3 separate regions of the Mus musculus genome follow, and regions 2 and 3 are each linked to region 1. The links are chromatin loops, found by intact Hi-C in ENCODE. Cell type or tissue: left cerebral cortex. All regions are shown on one strand. Each heading gives the region's core, and the rest is flanking DNA. Links, peaks and the distances in the headings are about the cores only.

Region 1 (5,979 bases), core at 906-4,905:
CAGCCCTATAAAGGATAATAGATGGAAAATTCCAACATAAGGAGGGAATCTTGGCACTAGAAAAAGCAAGAAAGTAATCTTCTTTTAACAAACCCAAAAGAAGATAGCCACACATAGTTCCACCTCTAACAACAAAAATAACAGGAAGCAACAGTCACTATTCCTTAATAGAAGCACCTAAGGAAATGTTCATCATCCTTAGTCATCATGGAAATGCAAATCAAAACAACCCTGAGATTCCACCTCACACCAGTCAGAATGGCTAAGATCAAAACCTCAGGTGACAGCAGATGCTGGCAAGGATGTGGAGAAAGAGGAACACTCCTCCATTGCTCGTGGGATTGCAAGCTGGTACAACCACTGTGGAAATCAGTCTGGCAGTTCCTCAGAAAATTGGACACAGTATTATTACCTGAGGACCCAGCTATACCACTCTTGGGCATATATCCAGAAGATTCTCCAACATGTAATAAGGGCACATGCTCCACTGTGTTCATAGCAGCCATATTTATAATAGCCAGAAGCATGAAACAGCCCACATGCCCCTCACCAGAGGGATGGATACAGAAAATGTGGTACATTTACACAATGGAGTACTACTTAGCTATTAAAAAACAATGACTTCATGAAATTCGCAGGCAAATGGATGGATCTAGAAAATATCACCTTGAGTGAGGTAACTCAGTCACAAAAAACACACATGGTATGTACTCACTAATAAGTGTAAATTAGGCAAAGAGCATGGAATACCCACTAGACATGGACCACATGAAGCTCAAGAGGAAGGAAGACCAAAGAATGGATATTTCAGTTCTACTTAGAAGGGGGAACAATATGATCAAGGGAAGTAGAAGGTTGGAGGGACTTGGGAGGAAAAGAGAAGGGGGAGGGGAAAAGAGGGGAAGAATCAGGTATGGGAGGAGATGGAAGAGATGTACAGACAGGCTCTGCCAGATCCTGACCAATACAGATGTGGATGCTTGCAGCCAACCATTAGACTGTGCACAGGGACCCCAGGAGTTAGGGGAAGGTCTGAAGGAGCTGAAAGGGCCTTATTTAGCATCAATGGGAGGGAGGCCCTTGGACCTGTGATGGCTGGGTGCCCCAGTGTAGAGGAAATTGAACAGAGGTATGTAGCAATGGGGGATGGGGAACTAGGAGTAGCACCAAAAAGTCTCAAAAGCCAGGACAGCAAGGACTTCCCAGGACCCCATGGGGATGATATTAGCTGACCTGTAGAGACCATATCCAGTGGTTAGTCATGCCCTCCCACCTCGGTTGAGGGATGGGGCCACCTACCCACCTGCAAAATTTTCACCCAGAATTACTCCTGTCTAAAGGAAATAAAGGGACAAAGAGTGGAACAGAGACGGAAAGAAAAGCCATCCAGAGACTGACCCACCTGGGGATCCATTCCACCTGCAGATGCCAAGAAGTGCTTGCTGACAGGAGCCTAATACAGCTGTCTCCTGACAGGCTCTGCCAGATCCTGACCAATACAGATGTGGATGCTTGCAGCCAACTATTAGACTGTGTGCAGGGACCCCAGGAGTTAGGGGAAGGACTGAAGGAGCTGAAAGGGCCTTGTTTAGCATCAATGGGAGGGGAGTCCCTTGGTCCTGTGAAGGCTGGATGCCCCAATGTACAGGCATGTTAGGATGGTGAGGCAGGAGTGGGTGGGTATGTGGGTATGGGAGCACCCTCATAGAAGCAGGGTAAGGGGGATAGAATACAGGGTTTGCAGAGGGGAAACAGGGAAAGGGGATAACATTTGAAATCTAAACAAATAAAATATCTAATTAAAAAAAGGGAAAATAGAATAAAAGAAAGAAAATAACTAAATAAACAAAGTCCACCTTTGAGAAAGGCGACCATGAATAGCACAAAGAGGCAGTAATGAGTAAGATGCCAACAGAAAACCAGGCATATAACAGCAGAAGAAGCACAATATTCTCAAATGTCATACACTACTCTCCAATGTGGCCATGAAAAACGTCACCTTGGGTTGGTGATGCAAGCCTTCTATTCCAGCAGCACTCAACAGACTAGGGCAGCAGATCTCTATGTTCAAGAGAAGCCTTATCTACAAAGAGTTTCAGAACTGCCAAGACTACCTAAACAATATGTCTAAAAAATCAGTAGTAACAACAATGTAAAAGTCTTCAAGCCTAGTAAAGATTACAGTTTAAAAAATGTCTTCTCTAAGAACCTGGAATTCTGACATTAATACAAGACAGAAGAGCACATAAAAGACATGAATATTGAGTCACTGCAAGCATGTTCTCATTCAAACATGTGAAGAAATATTACAGAATGTTTTTAAGATTCAAAATACCAAAATCATACTAACATTTTGAAACATTGAGAAACCAAAAAGAATTTTAAAAACTAGGACAAAAGCGTCAAATGGAAGGGTGACTTCAAAAGATATTAAAACTATAGCAGTGCAAAGCATTGAGGATAGGAAGACTAAGAGTAGATATCAATGGGAAGGTAATATAGACAGAGTTTAATACTATGCAGAGATATTAAGCAAACAAATATCAACATTCTGTGAGCATTATATTAGGAAATGGAGAAATTAAGCACGACTGATAGAGAACACAAAGGAAATGCAAACTGCTCTAAAAGTCTAAGAGCAGGAAAAACTAGGAGGCATCAATTGTTCTGACAAAACAGTATATTAAAAATATAATAATGAAAATATTTAATATTGGTAAGAAGATGTGATCAGTGGATGTGAGTGGGAGGTAGACAGCATCCCTCACATACAAAACCAAATTAAATTACATTTGCCTCTGTGTATTAATTCTCACAAAGAGAGTCTTCTAATACCTATCAAGGGAACATTCTGACATTATTCTCGTACAATTATCTAGAAACATTTGGAATGAAATAGAATCTGGCCAAACCAATTTCATGTCCTCTTTCTTTCTACTGTGAATTGAGCCCCTCAACATTCCTTCCTTAATTCCTCTACCATACCTGGATCCTTTGCTACAGCTTCTTCTCTTCACCATCCAGGGCTCTTGGTTCAGACTCACAGGTGAGCAGAACTGGCTGAGGAGTGGGACACCTGTGTATGGGAAAGAGATTCTTCAAAAAGCACCCAGAACTTTTCATAGAAGGAAAATACATGACACTTCCAAAGATAAATATAAAGGAAAGAGAAAATATCACAACTAAAAATGTCTCCTTTCCTGTAAGGATTTGAATGTACTCTGTAAGATGTGAGGCTCACTCACACACAGCTCAGACACAAGCAGAGTCATTCTATCAGGAATCCTGGGGAGGAGCTGGGGAGACTGCAAGAAAACCATTGTCACCCACAGAAACCAGACTGCTGCACTTGTCCAAAGGGAGATCTCTGCAAAAAGCCCTGTCAGCAGGGTCTAGGCATTCCCACTCCTCCTACGAGAAGTGTACAGTCACAGCACTAAATGTTAACAAACCATGAAATTAAAAAACCAACCAACCAAACAAACAAACAAAAAACCCAAACAATTGTTTGGCCACATATGTTAGGGCAGAATGCTTTTCTTCAACCAAGGAGACAAATTTCCTATAAAGGTGAAATATCATAATTATTCAAAAGATGCTTTCTAACACTTTATTTTAATCTATAGAGGGTTTTCTACTTAAATGGTGTGGTCTGATATACTCACATAGCAATACTGGGCTTGCCTGGAACTAAGGTATAACATTAAAAACTCACCATATGAAGATGCATTTCTAAAGGCTTTACTTACATCTAAACTGCATACAACCCAGATGAAAAAAATCATGGCCACTAAAAAAAATTCTGCCTATGAATGTTAATGTTTACAGCAATAACAGTTTTGCTCACTGAAGTAAATTTTCTGGTTCAATAAAAACTGCACTATTTCCTCATATAATTATTGTACACAAAGTTATCTATGTGGATACCTGTTAACAGGAGCCAAAGGCATTCTCTTGAATAACCAGTTAGTAAAAGAAAGGAGTAAGAAAGCATGAATGAATTTATTGTCTTGGAGCTTTATAACTGACACGAAAACAAACAGCAGATCTAAATTACCAGATTTTTAACGTGTTACTTTATGACTGATTATTCCGGTAAGTGTAAGATAAATAAAAAGAACACTATAAACTGCAGTTCATAAGATCTCAAACTGCCCCACAACTGTAAGATATCCACAATAGAATCACTGAGAGCTGCTTCCTTAAGCAGCTGCACACACCCCTCTCCGCTCCTGCCCCGCAGCTCCTCTGACCTGGGAAGTTCCAGGGACGCCGGGCTGCGGTGCCCACCGCTGGGCTGCTCACTGCCGACTCTCCCAGGCCCACAGCTAGGAAACCCGGTCTGAGGAGAGTTTCCCGGGGTCCAGAGAGATCTAGGACACGGGTTCTCTCTGGGAAACCAGCCCACGGTTACGGTTACCGCGTAATGCATTCACGTAGGAAGTGAATTGAGGATTTTCCTGTCACTCCTGGCAGGAAATCTTTGTCAGTCTTTGGAGCAGCTCTCTTAGACCCGCCCACCATACCCGGGTTCCGGTGACGTAACTCCTTTGAAGACTATCAGCACTTAATTGTTTTTGTAGAGTCCACCCAGATTCTTTCTTTTCGCTGTCACTTTCCCGGTCGTTCCAGTAACACCCCCCCCCCCCACCCGGACTCCCCTACCCCTGCCTCGGGGATTCTGGTTCCTTCCACTTCGTCTCAGGCTTCCAGCCACGCTGCTTCAGCTGTCAGGTTGTCCTGGAAGGATGCTGCACCCTAATATCTGATAGTTCTAAACCTCTCAGATAATAGATAGGCAGCCTCACTTTTTAGCTTGAAATACAAGCTTCCTGGGCTAAAAACCGCACAGCAAAATATAACCAACACCCTAAATTCCGTTTTCCTTTCTTCCATTCCCAACACAAAATACTAAAAATAAATTTAAAAAAGCCTGGCTCCCTCCGAAAACCTGACTCAAAATATACATGAAGTATGAGAAGGACTAATCATAAGTAAATGTGGATTAAAAGATTTGGGACAGAGAATGATGAGAGGGGAGATGTGGAGCTCCGGGACAAAGGTGACTATAGAAAGTGCAACGAGTAGAACAGGGCAGTGGGGAAAGCATGGATAAAGTCAAACTCAGCAGCATTGTCCTGGCCACCATAGCAAAGAGAATAGATAATGTTAGATAGAATAGATAATAGTTTTTCAAGAATATTTTTGTGTAAATAGTCTATCAATCATAATATGGAAGAGAGCACCAGCATAAGTCCCAATTCATGTAAGAGAAAATACAATGATAGCACAGAAATTTTGATAGCCAGAAAAATAAGATTATGCCATGAGTTTACAACATATAAAGTTCTACGCACAGGGGATTCACAGTCAGGATCAGGATGGTAAAGAAAATGGGCATAGAGCTGCATGAATTTTCAAGGGAAAGGGCATTTGTGCCTGGCACATCACTTTATCCCTCTTGCCTATAACATACAGGCTGGAATTTGGATAAAGAATGTGTTGAATGTATAAATTTCTTTGGGTAGGATGGACATTTTTACTGTGTTAATCCTCCTGATTCATGAGCACGGAAGATCCCTTCAAGTTTAAATATCTTCTTCAATTTATTTCTTCAAAGACTGGGGGTTTTATCATGAAAGTCTTTCAGTTGCTTGCATAGTGTTGTGCAAAATATTTAATCCCAACCTTAGTTTCTACCCAGCCTTTGATTATTCACTTTCTGGATAAACTTCCTGGATAAAAGAACTCATAATCTTTATAATAAGCATTATCAGCACCAGAGCTGGGAAGTTATCTATTCTCTATGATATTATTAAGTCTATTTCACAGATATTAATCTTGTTATATTTTCCCATGTTTTATCTGGGCTGCTTTTAACTCCAATTAGCCAGCCAACGTGGCCATTATTCTAAGACTCTTAGTCCATATGTTTTCCTCAGTCTCCACAGCTATTCTTTGTTTCCCTCTCCCAAGCTT
Region 2 (5,979 bases), core at 1,305-5,304, 380 kb after region 1:
AAATGGTGTAGTTATCACAAGGATCTGACAAACATATAAACCTATCATTGTATACATCACATGCTTCATAGAAATGATATATTTTAATGAAACAATCATGACAATATAACAAAGTTTTAATGTATGGTTTTAGATGCATTTTTTATATGAACATAAGCGATTAGGAAGTTAAAGTTCATAAATTTTAGTTTTGTAGATTATGTCATAGAGGTTTTTCCTCTGGCTCAGTTTCTGGAATTAACATTTAAAAGTAAGAATCTTTTTTGTTTGTTTGTTTGTTTGTTTTTGAGACAGGGTTTCTCTGTATAGCCTTGGCTGTCCTGGAACTCACTTTGTAGACCAGGCTGGCCTCCAACTCAGAATCTGCCTGCCTCTGCCTCCCGGGTGCTGGGATTAAAGGCGTGCGCCACCACGCCCGGCTGACAGTAAGAATCTTACTATACTACAGGCAAGGTGCTCAGAATTAACATTTTGCTTAGTTAACTCTGGCTGCAAGGGAAAAAAAAGGCAGCTGCAAAAACAATGGTTCCTACACATCCCAAATCACCCTAAAGCACTTAAAGTCCATCCACAGAAACACTCAAACATATCTTTTAAAGGCATGCCAGTCAATCTTCATTACCTCATGATTTTTTTAAAACAAATGTGTAACTAATTGGCCAGAGATTTGTTATATTTTTAAAATAAAACTGAAGGCTTCTATATAAATAAATATCATATGTGAGCTATGTAGACTTATAAATATATATACAAATATATATTTACAAAAATATATACTTTATATACATGTATATACATATAAATAAACATAATGTAATATAAATATATACTTTATATAACATTTACTATGCATAAGTATATACTTGTATATATGCATACTTCATATATATTATATATACTTTACATACATAAATATACCCTTTATATATGCTTATACACACACATATATGTGTGTGTATATATATATATACATATATATATATACACATATATGTATATATAAACTTTATATTTACTTTATTGGTATATGCTTACGTATATGTATAGGCACATGGTACATGTGTGGAGATCAGAGGTCAAATCTGAGAGTTGGTGGACCCTTTCTACTGTTTGAGTGTGGGGAAATGGAAGTCAAGACATCAGGCTTAGTAGCAGGTGCTACTTTACTCATTGAGCCATCTCACCAACCCAAGCCTCAGATTTCTAATTTTGTTGTATTAGGAGCTACCGTTTAAGATGGCAGACATTGGTGTTGTCCCAATATCTACTTAGAAATAATATTTAGTTTCTTAGAGACTAGCTAGCTTAGTCTCTCTCTAGCTAAGGATAAGGTAATATATCCACGGTGACATAAACGAGAAAAGAAATTTCCTCAATACTCCCCCCAACAATTACTAATGGTTCCATAGAACCTAAGAAATTTGTCAAAAAATCCCCTACTTTCTGAAACATAGCAATGCCCCAAATGAAACAGCTTCCATATTGTCATAGCATGCTCTATGTGCATTAAAATACAAACAGTACAATAATATTTCCCCCTTTCCAAATAAAGGCAATCATAAAATGACCCAGAAGAGAGCCTAGCAAGAAAAAAATTTAAGGAAATTGTCATTATGTTAATGGATCATATGCAGATAGAGAAATATTACAGGAATTTTTTTCATATCATAGGATTCTCCAGAGATAGATAAAGCCATTTATAACGAGAGTAGAAAATGTAGGCAAAGCATGTAGGATGTTTGAAACAACATGTTTGTATGAAAATCAGCATGATACAATGGATAAAATGATGCCTAGTGATGGTAAGCACAAGTCTTTATTATTTTGAAAATTTTTTATTTAGTTCCACAGCCCAATTTTTCATGGGTCTCCTTATTTTCTTAATGCTAATTTTAAAAGTTCTTCATACATCCTAGGCATCAGTCTTGACAGATTAGTAACTGCATACCTATAAAATTTTGAACAACAACAAAAAAGAATTAATACAAATACATAATAGACTATAAATTCACGAACAGGAATAAAATCATGACTCTAGAAGGAACACGTACCGAACTGGAGATCATGGAGCAAAGTGAAATAAGCTAGGTTCAAAAAGAATTTTGCCTGCTTTTTTCACATATGGAGAATTGTAGGGGGCAGTAAGAAGTGAGTCTAGGAAGAGGACAGAGAGAGCTTTAGAGGTGAGGAGGAAAGAGAGTTGGTAACAGAATACGTGAAAGTAGAAAGGACAGGAGTGTGGGGAAGGAACAAGCAGTTGTCTTGGGAATGGGGCATTCATTCACTGTCATAGCAGGGTGAATAAGAACAAAGTATGACATGCATAAAATGCCTTAATGAAACCCTTTAGTGACAATCTAATCTTTTCTTTTTTTAATTAGGTATTTATGTCATTTACATTTCCAATGCTATCCCAAAAGTCCCCCACATGCTCCCCACCCACTCCTCCGCCCACCCACTCCCACTTCTTGGCCCTGGCATTTCCCTGTACTGAGGCATATAAAGTTTGCAAGACCAATGGGCCTCTCTTTCCACTGATGGCTGACTAGGCCATCTTCTGCTACACATGCAGCTAGAGACATGAGCTCTGGGGGGGGGGGGGAGTACTGGTTAGTTCATAATGTTGTTCCACCTCTAGGGTTGCAGATCCCTTTAGCTCCTTGGGTACTTTCTCTAGCTCCTCCATTGGGAGCCCTGTGATCCATCCATTAGCTGACTGTGAGCATCTACTTCTGTGTTTGCTAGGCCTGGGCATAGTCTCACAAGAGACAGATATATATCTGGGTCCTTTCAGCAAAATCTTGCTAGTGTATGCAATGGTGTTAGCGTTTGGAAGCTGATTATGGGATGGATCCCCGGATATGGCAGTCTCTAGTTGGTCCAGCCTTTTGTCTCAGCTCCAAACTTTGTCTCTGTAACTCCTTCCATGGGTGTTTTGTTCCCAATTCTAAGAAGGGGCAAAGTGTCCACACTTTGGTCTTCGTACTTCTTGAGTTTCATGCGTTTAGCAAATTGTATCTTATATGTTGGGTATTCTAAGTTTCTGGGCTAATATCCACTTATCAGTGAGTACATATTGTGTGAGTTCTTTTGTGATTGGGTTACCTCAGTCAAGATGATGCCCTTCAAGTACATCCATTTGCCTAGGAATTTCATAAATTCAAGTATCTGAAAATTATCTTGTTTCCTGATCCAGAGCTTTTACCTCTGTCTCCCTCTGCTGTTCAGCTCGGGAAATTGCAGTTCACTTTTGGACTATCCTGCCTTTGCCTGCTGCATTTGCACACCAATCTCAGTTGGTAGAGCCAGTCTGACTGTCTTGCATCCTGTTTAGACTTGGGGGAAAATCAGGGTAAGCAAATTGTATCTTATATCTTGGGTATCTGTATGATAAGAACTTCAAATCTCTGAAGAAAGAATTTAAAGAAGATCTCAGAAGATGGAAAGATGTCCCATGCTCATGGATTGGCAGGACCAATATAGTAAAAATGGCTATCTTGCCAAAAACAATCTAATCTTTTCAAACAAGGCCTTTGATTTGTGGAAACAGGACATGTTCAGAGAAAGAATGAAATAAAAGCAATTTAGATTTAATTATTGTTTTCCAGAAGTCAAGGTGAAGAAATATGAACATTGCCATTTGAGAACAGGAAGGAACTGCACAGGTGCTAAGCTGCAGAAATGATGACTGAGGAGATTGATGTGATGCACACCAATGCATCCCTGTGTCACTCTCACTGATTTTTGATCTACTGAGTGCTTTGCCAACTCCCATTTCTCAATTTCTCATGGTTGTTCCTAGGTACAAGGATCATGTACACCAGCACCACTGAACTGGTCTCTGGAGTGTGTGTGCACAGTTCCACACATATACAAAAACACGTGTGCACACATGCATACCACATGTGCATATGAACACACACACATACACAAATATAAATAGGAAAATGGAAATGACTAAAAGCAATTTTGTTACCTGTGTACGTAGTGCCTATGTTTATTTGCATGCATTTTCACATGTGTGGGAAGGTATATGTGTGTTCATTTGAGTGTACACTGTTAGGAGCGGGTGTGGCGGCAGTCCCAGGGACTGTAGCTAAGTCGTATGACTTGCACCTGACTTCCTCATATAAGCCACAAACATCTTGAGAGCTGCGCAGGTGCACCAGGATACCGGTGAATCCAGTTTGATGGAGATATGCCCCTGCTGCCCTGATTAGCTGAAGCTGCGTGCCTGGTGAGGAGGCGTGGCCTGCTGTGCGTGGATGAGAGTATAAAAGGAGTGAGAGGCCCAGGGTTCGGGGGAGATATAAACAAGAAGAATCAGGACTGAATAAACTGCTGTTAGAAGGACTGGTGGTCGTGTCGTTCTTGCTGGTCGAGAGCGGACGCGACAGTACACATGCCTATATATGAATGTGAAAGCCTTGAAATTAATTAAGATGCTTTATCAATCATTCTCTGCTTTAGTAAGGCATAGACTCAATTAAGCCTAAGGTCATCAATTCAGCTAGTCTAGCTGGCTAGCTTGCTTCAGGAAGCTCTGTTCTGCCTCAGAGAAATTCTGAGATTACAAAGTGATTTTTTTTGTGTGTGTGTGAATTTGTGGTTTCTTCAGATCACAACTCCAAAACTCCAGTTCTCATGTTTTGACAGCAGGGAATTTATCAATTCAGTCATCTCCCTATTTCCCCAGATTTGATAATTTAATATGCTTTAAAATATAATTTAAATGAATTCCTGCAAGAATAAAGAAGCTAAAAAGATCTTGGTGAACCAGTTACAGGAGATGCACACACACACACACACACACACACACAGAGAGAGAGAGAGAGAGAGAGAGAGAGAGAGAGAGAGAGAGAGGTTGAGGGAGGGAAGGAGGGAGAGAAGGAGGGAGGAAGAGACAGAGAGAGAGAGAATGCTCCCAGAAAATAATTTTTACAAGGAATGTTTTGCCGGCATATGTGCTTATGCAACTTGTAAGTGCAGTGCCTACAGAAGCTAGAAAAGGATTTGAATCCCATGGAACTGGAGTAATGACCCGTCCAGCAGGTCCAGTTATTCAAGGGACTCAAGGGGACCTTCTCCTAAGAACCACATGGGGGGAGGGAGAGATGGAAACCAAGTGCAAGAACAACACGGAAGCAGTCTGAGTAGCATCAAGGACTCTCTGTATTCAGCAAGGCTCAAGGCTTAAATGCACAAGCAAAGGAGGAAGTACTTCTCAGCAGGAGGGATGGGGCACTGGAAATTTTTCTTTTGGCAACTACATGGGGAAGCAGAAACTTGGTGGTATCAGGGTACATCTTGTGGTCAGGACATCTGGTGCTGACTTAGAGCTGGAACTTTCTGTGGTTGTTCTCAGAATGGTGGTTCGGTGGCCCGCTTTTGACCCCCCCGCTTTTCTTCTCAGGGGGAGAGGCCCAATTCGAAGATCAAGACAATAGAGTTGTCTTAATAGCTCCAACATCTCCCCCCTTTTAATATCTTTTTTTTCAATTTTTATTAGGTATTTAGCTCATTTACATTTCCAATGCTATACCAAAAGTCCCCCATACCCACCCACCCCCACTCCCCTACCCACCCACTCCCCCTTTTTGGCCCTGGCGCTCCCCTGTACTGGGGCATATAAAGTTTGTGTGTCCAATGGGCCTCTCTTTCCAGTGATGGCCGACTAGGCCATCTTTTGATACATATGCAGCTAGAGACAAGAGCTCCGGGGTACTGGTTAGTTCATACTGTTGTTCCACCTATAGGGTTGCAGATCCCTTTAGCTCCTTGGGTACTTTCTCTAGCTCCTCCATTGGGAGCCCTGTGATCCATCCATTAGCTGACTGTGAGCATCCACTTCTGTGTTTGCTAGGCCCTGGCATAGTCTCACAAGAGACAGCTACATCTGGGTCCTTTCGATAAAATCTTGCTAGTGTATGCAATGGTGTCAGCGTTTGGATGCTGATTATGGGGTGGATCCCTGGATAT
Region 3 (5,979 bases), core at 1,305-5,304, 81 kb before region 1:
ACAGGATGAATCTGACAAAAGATAGAGTAGGGAAGAAAAGTGAACACACTGGCACAGAAGAAGACATTCTTTAAATCACAAGGAAAAAAAAAGTAAGAACAACAATTAATAAATGGGACCTCAGAAAACTGAAACACATCTATAAGGCAAAGGACACCATCCTTGGACAAAACAGAAGCCTAGACAGTAGAAAAAAAGATTTTATCAATTCCACATCAAATTGAGAACTAATATCCAAAATATATAAAGAACTAAAGTAACTAGACATAAAAAATCAAGTCATCCAATTTAAAAATGGGTTACACATCTAAACAGAGGATTCTAAATGAAGAAAACAGCCAAGAAACACTTAAAAAATGTTCAACACCCTTCAGGAAAATCAAAATCACTTTGAGAACCGATTTTGTACTTGTCAAAATAGGCAAAGATTAGTAATACAATAAAAGCTCATGCTGGAGAGGATATGGAGCAATAGAAACACTCCTCCGTTGTTGGAGGGAGTGAGATCTTCTACAAAAACTAAGGAAATCATTGTGGCAGTTCCTCAAATTGATGGTAACCAAACTACTTCAAGATCCATCCATACCACTCTAGGGCATATACCCAAAGGACACACCAACCTACCCAAGGACCATGTTCACTGTATCTTTATCCATATAGCCAGAGACTGGAATCAACCTGCATAATCTTCAAAAGAAGAATAAAGAAAGAAAATATGGTACATTTACACAAAAGAGTATTACCCTGCTATTAAAAGGATGACATAATGCTTCATATATAAAGAACTCAAGAAGTTAGACTCCCAAAAAACTAAAGCCAATTAATAAAATGGGGTACAGAGCTAAACAGGATTCTCAACAAAATGTCTGAGAAGCACTTAAAGAAATGTTCAACATCCTTAATCATCAGGGAAATGCAAATCAAAATGACCTTACACTAAACAGAATGGCTAAGATCTTAAACTCAAACAACAGTACATGTTGGCAAGGATTTGGGGAAAGAGGAACACACCTCCATTGCTGGTAGGATTGCAAGCAGGTACAACCACTTTCAAAATCAATCTGGTGGCTCCTCAGAAAAGTGGAAATAGTTATACCTGAAGACTCAGCTATACCACTCCTGGGCATATATCCAAAAGATGCTCCACTATATCACAAGGACATATGCTCCACTATGTTCATACCAGCCTTATTTATAATAGCCACAAGCTAGAAACAACCCAGATGTTCCTCAACAGAAAATGTGGTACATTTACACAATGGGATACTACTCAGCTAATAAAATTTTGCAGGCAAATGGATGGAACTAGAAAATATCATCCTGAGTGAGGTAACCCAGACCCAAAAGGACATATATGGTATACAATCACTGATAAGTGGATATTCGCCCCAAAACTCATAATATCCATGATACAACTCACAGACCATATAAAGCTTAACAAAAAGGAAGACCAAAGCGTGGATTCTTCAATCCCACTTAGAAGGGGGAACAACATAATCACAAGAGTCAGAGATAGGGAGGGACCTGACTGGGAGGGGGAGAGAGGAAAAAAAATGGTGGGTGGGGAAAGGATCAGGTATGGGAATAGATATGAGAGAAATCCAGAGGGTCAGGAGAATCAATAGAAATATGTAGCAGTGGTGGGTGGGGAAGAGACCTGGTACTTTCTCTTGGGATGTGAGAGCCTTCCAAGAGCCAATGGGGAAGACAGTAGCTGAAATGCCTAACAGTGAGGAGATACAAAGTGAAGAGACCACCTCCATTAGATAGACATGGCCCCCAGTTGAGGGATGGGGTTACCCATCCATCTCAAAATTTTTAACCCAGAGTTGATCCTGTCTAAAGGAAACACAGGGAGATTATATAGATAGATAGATAGATAGATAGATAGATAGATAGATAGATAGATAGATAGATATAGATATAGATATAGATATAGATATAGATATAGATATAGATATAGATATAGATATAGATATAGATATAGATATAGATATAGATATAGATATAGATATAGATAGATAGAGCGCAGAGGCTGAAGGAAAGGCCATCCAGAGACTGTCCCACCTTGGGAACCATTCCATCTGCAGACACCAAACCTGTATGCAGACACTACTGCTGATGCCAAGGTATGCTTGCAGACAGGAGCCTGGTATGAATGTGCTCTGAGAGGCTCTGCCCATACCTGACTAAGACAGATGCAGATACTTATAGCCAGCCAGTGGATTGAGCCTGAGGACCCCAATAGAAGAGTTAGGGGAAGGAAAGAAGGTGCTGAAGGAGACTGCAACCTATTAGGAGGAACAACAGCATTAACTAATCAGAACCCCAAGGAACTCCCAGGGACTAAACCACCAACTAAAAAGTATAAATGGCTCCTTCTACATATGTAGCAGAGGACTATCTTATGTGACATTAGTGGGGGGAGGGGAAGGGAGGATTTTGGTTCTGTGGAGGCTTGATGCCCAGAGAAGGGGGTGAGACAGCAGTGGGTGGGTGAGCACTCTCTAAGAGGCAAAGAGGAAGGAAGCTGGGGTGGGCGGTTCATAGAGGAGAGATTGGGAAGGGGGACAACATTTGAAATATAAATAAAATAATTAATTTAAAAACAACCTGACAAAATGTTTCACGTCTCCACAGCCACCAATGTCTCTGAGGCTGTCACTATGGCTCATTACAAAGCCACCAACTATATAAAAATAAGAAATAAAAAAAAGAATACAAATTGCTAAGATCTGGCCATTTTGACTGAGCAACCATAGTGACAGGAGCCAGAGCAGCAGCTAAGGTTGTCCCCGTTTCCCCTCCCCCTTCCCTTTTCTGGCTGATCTCCCAGGCCCTGCATTACACAGTCCCGGTTCTGCCATGTCCCAGAAACAAGAAGAAAACCCTGCGGAGGAGACCGGGGAGGAGAAGCAAGATACACAAGAGAAAGAAGGGATTCTCCCTGAGAAAGCTGAGGAGGCAAAGCTAACGGCCAAATATTCAAGCCTAGGACAAAAGCCTGGAGGCTCCAACTTCCTCATGAAGAGACTCCAGAGAGAGGTATGGGACACCCTTATACTGTGGCACCATGGATGAAGTCTATAGAGGGTCTACTGCATGTTTTTCTCCAAAGTACTTTGACTCAGGAGACTACAACATGGCCAAAGCCAAGATGAAGAACAAGCAGCTGCCGAGTGCAGGAGCAGATAAAAACCTGGTGACTGGTGACCACAGCCCCAACCCACAGGACTTGCCCCAGAGAAAGTCCTCACTTGTTACCAGCAAGCTTGCGGGGTAACCTGGGCCCCTCTCTTCCCCTTCCTCACCCACTGGACTGTTATATATTGTAGGCAGGGAATGAGCACCTAGTCAGAGCTCAGCTTGCCATCTAGGGGAGACATTCTGCTGGGGCTTAGGTTGAAGAAGGGCTCTGAGTTCATTTCTTTGGGTAAATTGAAACTTGTACACTCTCATGATGGACCAGTAGAGACCCAAGAATAGGAAAGACTAGGAGTGCAGAGTGCTACAGCTTTTCCTGTGGTGAGAAATGTGGAAGATACAAGTTCTCCTGCTGGAGGTGCAAGTCCTTAGACAGGCTGTCGTAGAGCAGTGTCACAGGTTCAGTGTCCCAAAGCTGAATTGACATGCTGGGAAAGGCAGAGTGAAGGAGATGCTCTCTGTGCTTCTAAGTGTCTTGTCCCTTAGGCCTCTGTTCTTTGTGTTCCCATCATGGGTGTTTAGGGTACCTTCAAAGGAGAGGGGATTTGCTTGCTTAAAACTATATGACCTACTTAACCCCTCTGCTGTGTTCCTCCAACAGTTGCCGTGCTTCTAAAGGAGTGTAAAGTTTATCAGACATTAGCTAAAGAAAATGGTATCTTTTCTCTTCCAGCATGTTGCTTTTTGAAATACTTGGGCTGTAGTTCTTGTCATGCTCAACAGCACTGATTTGCGAGCTTGGCCAGGTCTGTAGCCTCTCTGGATTGATCCTGTTCCTCATCTGTAAATAGACAGAAACTCGTGTAGGCTAACTCTGACTCTAAAGTCCTACACCTGCCATACCCTTCTGGTCATCATAAAACCAAAATTGAGGCAGGCCCGTGGCTGAGCCTCAGCTTTGTAAAGCCAGAAGTACTATATGGGATGAGAGAGAGTTTGAGATTTAAGGGCCACAGCTTCCAACAACAGTCTCATAGGTATCATAGCCTTTTTGAGAGAGAAAGAGAACAGACCTGAAAAGGCTGGCCCTGGCTGTGTCTTGACTCTGCCCACTTTCCTGGGTCTGCTGTTGACCCTAGCTGCTACAAACCTGTTCTGGCAGAACGGATGGGCCTGAGGAGACAGGCCCACTGATGTGGCATCTTGTGTGAAGTGTAATCAGACACTGGTTGTATGTTAGACATGGAGGAAGAGGGATGAAGGGAGCTGGTTCCCAGAGCTTAGAGCTACTGCCAGCTGGAACAGCTGCTCCTTAGCAGATGATTCACTGGTGGAGGCTGGAAAGAAGGTGCAGGAAGGGAGGCAGTAGCCTGTCTTGCTGTGTCATCACTAGTTCGGCCTGGATCTTACTGAATGCCACCTGCTCGTCATGGGCAGAGAGGGCCAGAGTGAGAACGGCTCAAAAGAGCAAGATGGTGCAGTCTTTCTCCACTTTACAGATTGCAGTGTGCTCTTAGGGTGTCTGCTGAGTTTGTATGTGCATTAGGGGGAAGACATGTAGATATGCTCTTCTCCTGACTGGCCACTGCCCAGGTCTCAGCCATCATGCAGACTGGGTAGAAATAGGCTGGTGAGGAAGGAGTGGAGAGAGCAGGACTCCTGGTCTCCCTGTTCCCCAAACTCCTTGACTCTCATTTGTAATTGTACATAATTTTCGTGGTTTTGCTCCATTTTCTCATGTTGTCATCCTTAATCAGAAGTCCATGTAGGAAGGGGACCAAGTGGAACATCACTGTATAGTTTCTTCAATGTCCCAACCATGTTGTACATATATACATATATATATATATATATATATATATATATATATATATATATATATATATATATATATGTATGTATATATACACACACACACACACAATTGCTAAGACTCAAGGAAGTTTTTAAGGATTTGCTGTCAAGAGGGTTGGCCACAATTATAGCAGGTAAGAAGAGAAGCAAAACAAAGAATATCAACATTTGAACAAAAGTTTCAAAATACATGAAGCACTCATTGACAGACCTATAGGAAGCAGACGGAAGTCGAAGCAGATAAAGTTCAATGTCCACCATTGAGAAAGATGACCATGAGCGGCACAGAGCACTAGTAATGAGTAGCACACCTCCAGAAAATCATCCATACAACAGCAGAAGATGCACAATCTTCTCAGACTTCAAGCAGCATTCACCAGTGTGGGCATGTCACAACAAGTCGTCAAGGCCAGGTGGTACAAGCCTTTTATCCCAGCACTAGAGATGCTGGGGCAGTGGATCTCTCTCAGTTAAAGGGGAGCCTTATTTAGAAAGAGTTCCAGAACGGCCAGGACAACCTAGACAATGTGGCTCAAAAATCAACAGTAACAACAACATAAAAGTCTTCACACCTAATAAAGATTACAGTTTAAAAAATGTCTTCCCTAAGACCCTGGAATGCTGACATAAATAAAAGAAGAGACATAAAAGACATGAATACTGAGTTACTGCTAGCATGTTCTCACTCAAACATGTGAAGAAATATAAAAGAATGTTTTTAATATTTGAAATACCAAAATCATACTGACATTTTGAAATACAGAGAAATTCCTCTGAAAATTCATAAAATGAGAAACCAAAAAGAATTTTAAAAATTATGACAGAAGGATCAAACTGAAGGGTGATTTAAAAATATATTAAAACTACAGCAGTGCAAAACATTGAGAGCTGACAGGAAGACAGACGACAGCAGAGATCAAAGGGAAGGTAATATAGTCAGAGTTTAATACTAGCAGAGACATTAAACAAATCTTATTAAAA

Evidence for each region. Peaks named below come from ENCODE experiments on the same cell type or tissue, not always from the same donor. Only the 100,000 strongest peaks of a DNase experiment are listed, where the experiment ranks them.
Region 2: a loop joins it to region 1, with 2.4 times the contacts of the local background. A loop is called at or near these places in 5 of 42 quality-filtered maps.
Region 3: a loop joins it to region 1, with 2.3 times the contacts of the local background. A loop is called at or near these places in 6 of 42 quality-filtered maps.

Annotation. Positions count from the first base shown.
Region 1 is chr17:22,813,308-22,819,286 of GRCm38, forward strand. It overlaps the pseudogene Gm16386. Among named protein-coding and RNA genes, the nearest start is that of Zfp945, 51 kb to the right of the region's middle. In left cerebral cortex, for the core only: no CTCF peak of the experiment used is centred there; DNase peaks (open chromatin) are centred at 3,342 and 4,480; H3K4me3 peaks cover 1,455 bases; H3K27ac peaks cover 803 bases.
Region 2 is chr17:23,196,825-23,202,803 of GRCm38, forward strand. No RefSeq gene overlaps it. Among named protein-coding and RNA genes, the nearest start is that of Zfp40, 6.6 kb to the left of the region's middle. In left cerebral cortex, for the core only: a CTCF peak has its summit at 3,232 (motif pointing left); a DNase peak (open chromatin) is centred at 3,255.
Region 3 is chr17:22,732,098-22,738,076 of GRCm38, forward strand. It overlaps the pseudogene Gm5224. Among named protein-coding and RNA genes, the nearest start is that of Gm5493, 4.9 kb to the right of the region's middle. In left cerebral cortex, for the core only: no CTCF peak of the experiment used is centred there; DNase peaks (open chromatin) are centred at 2,838 and 4,460.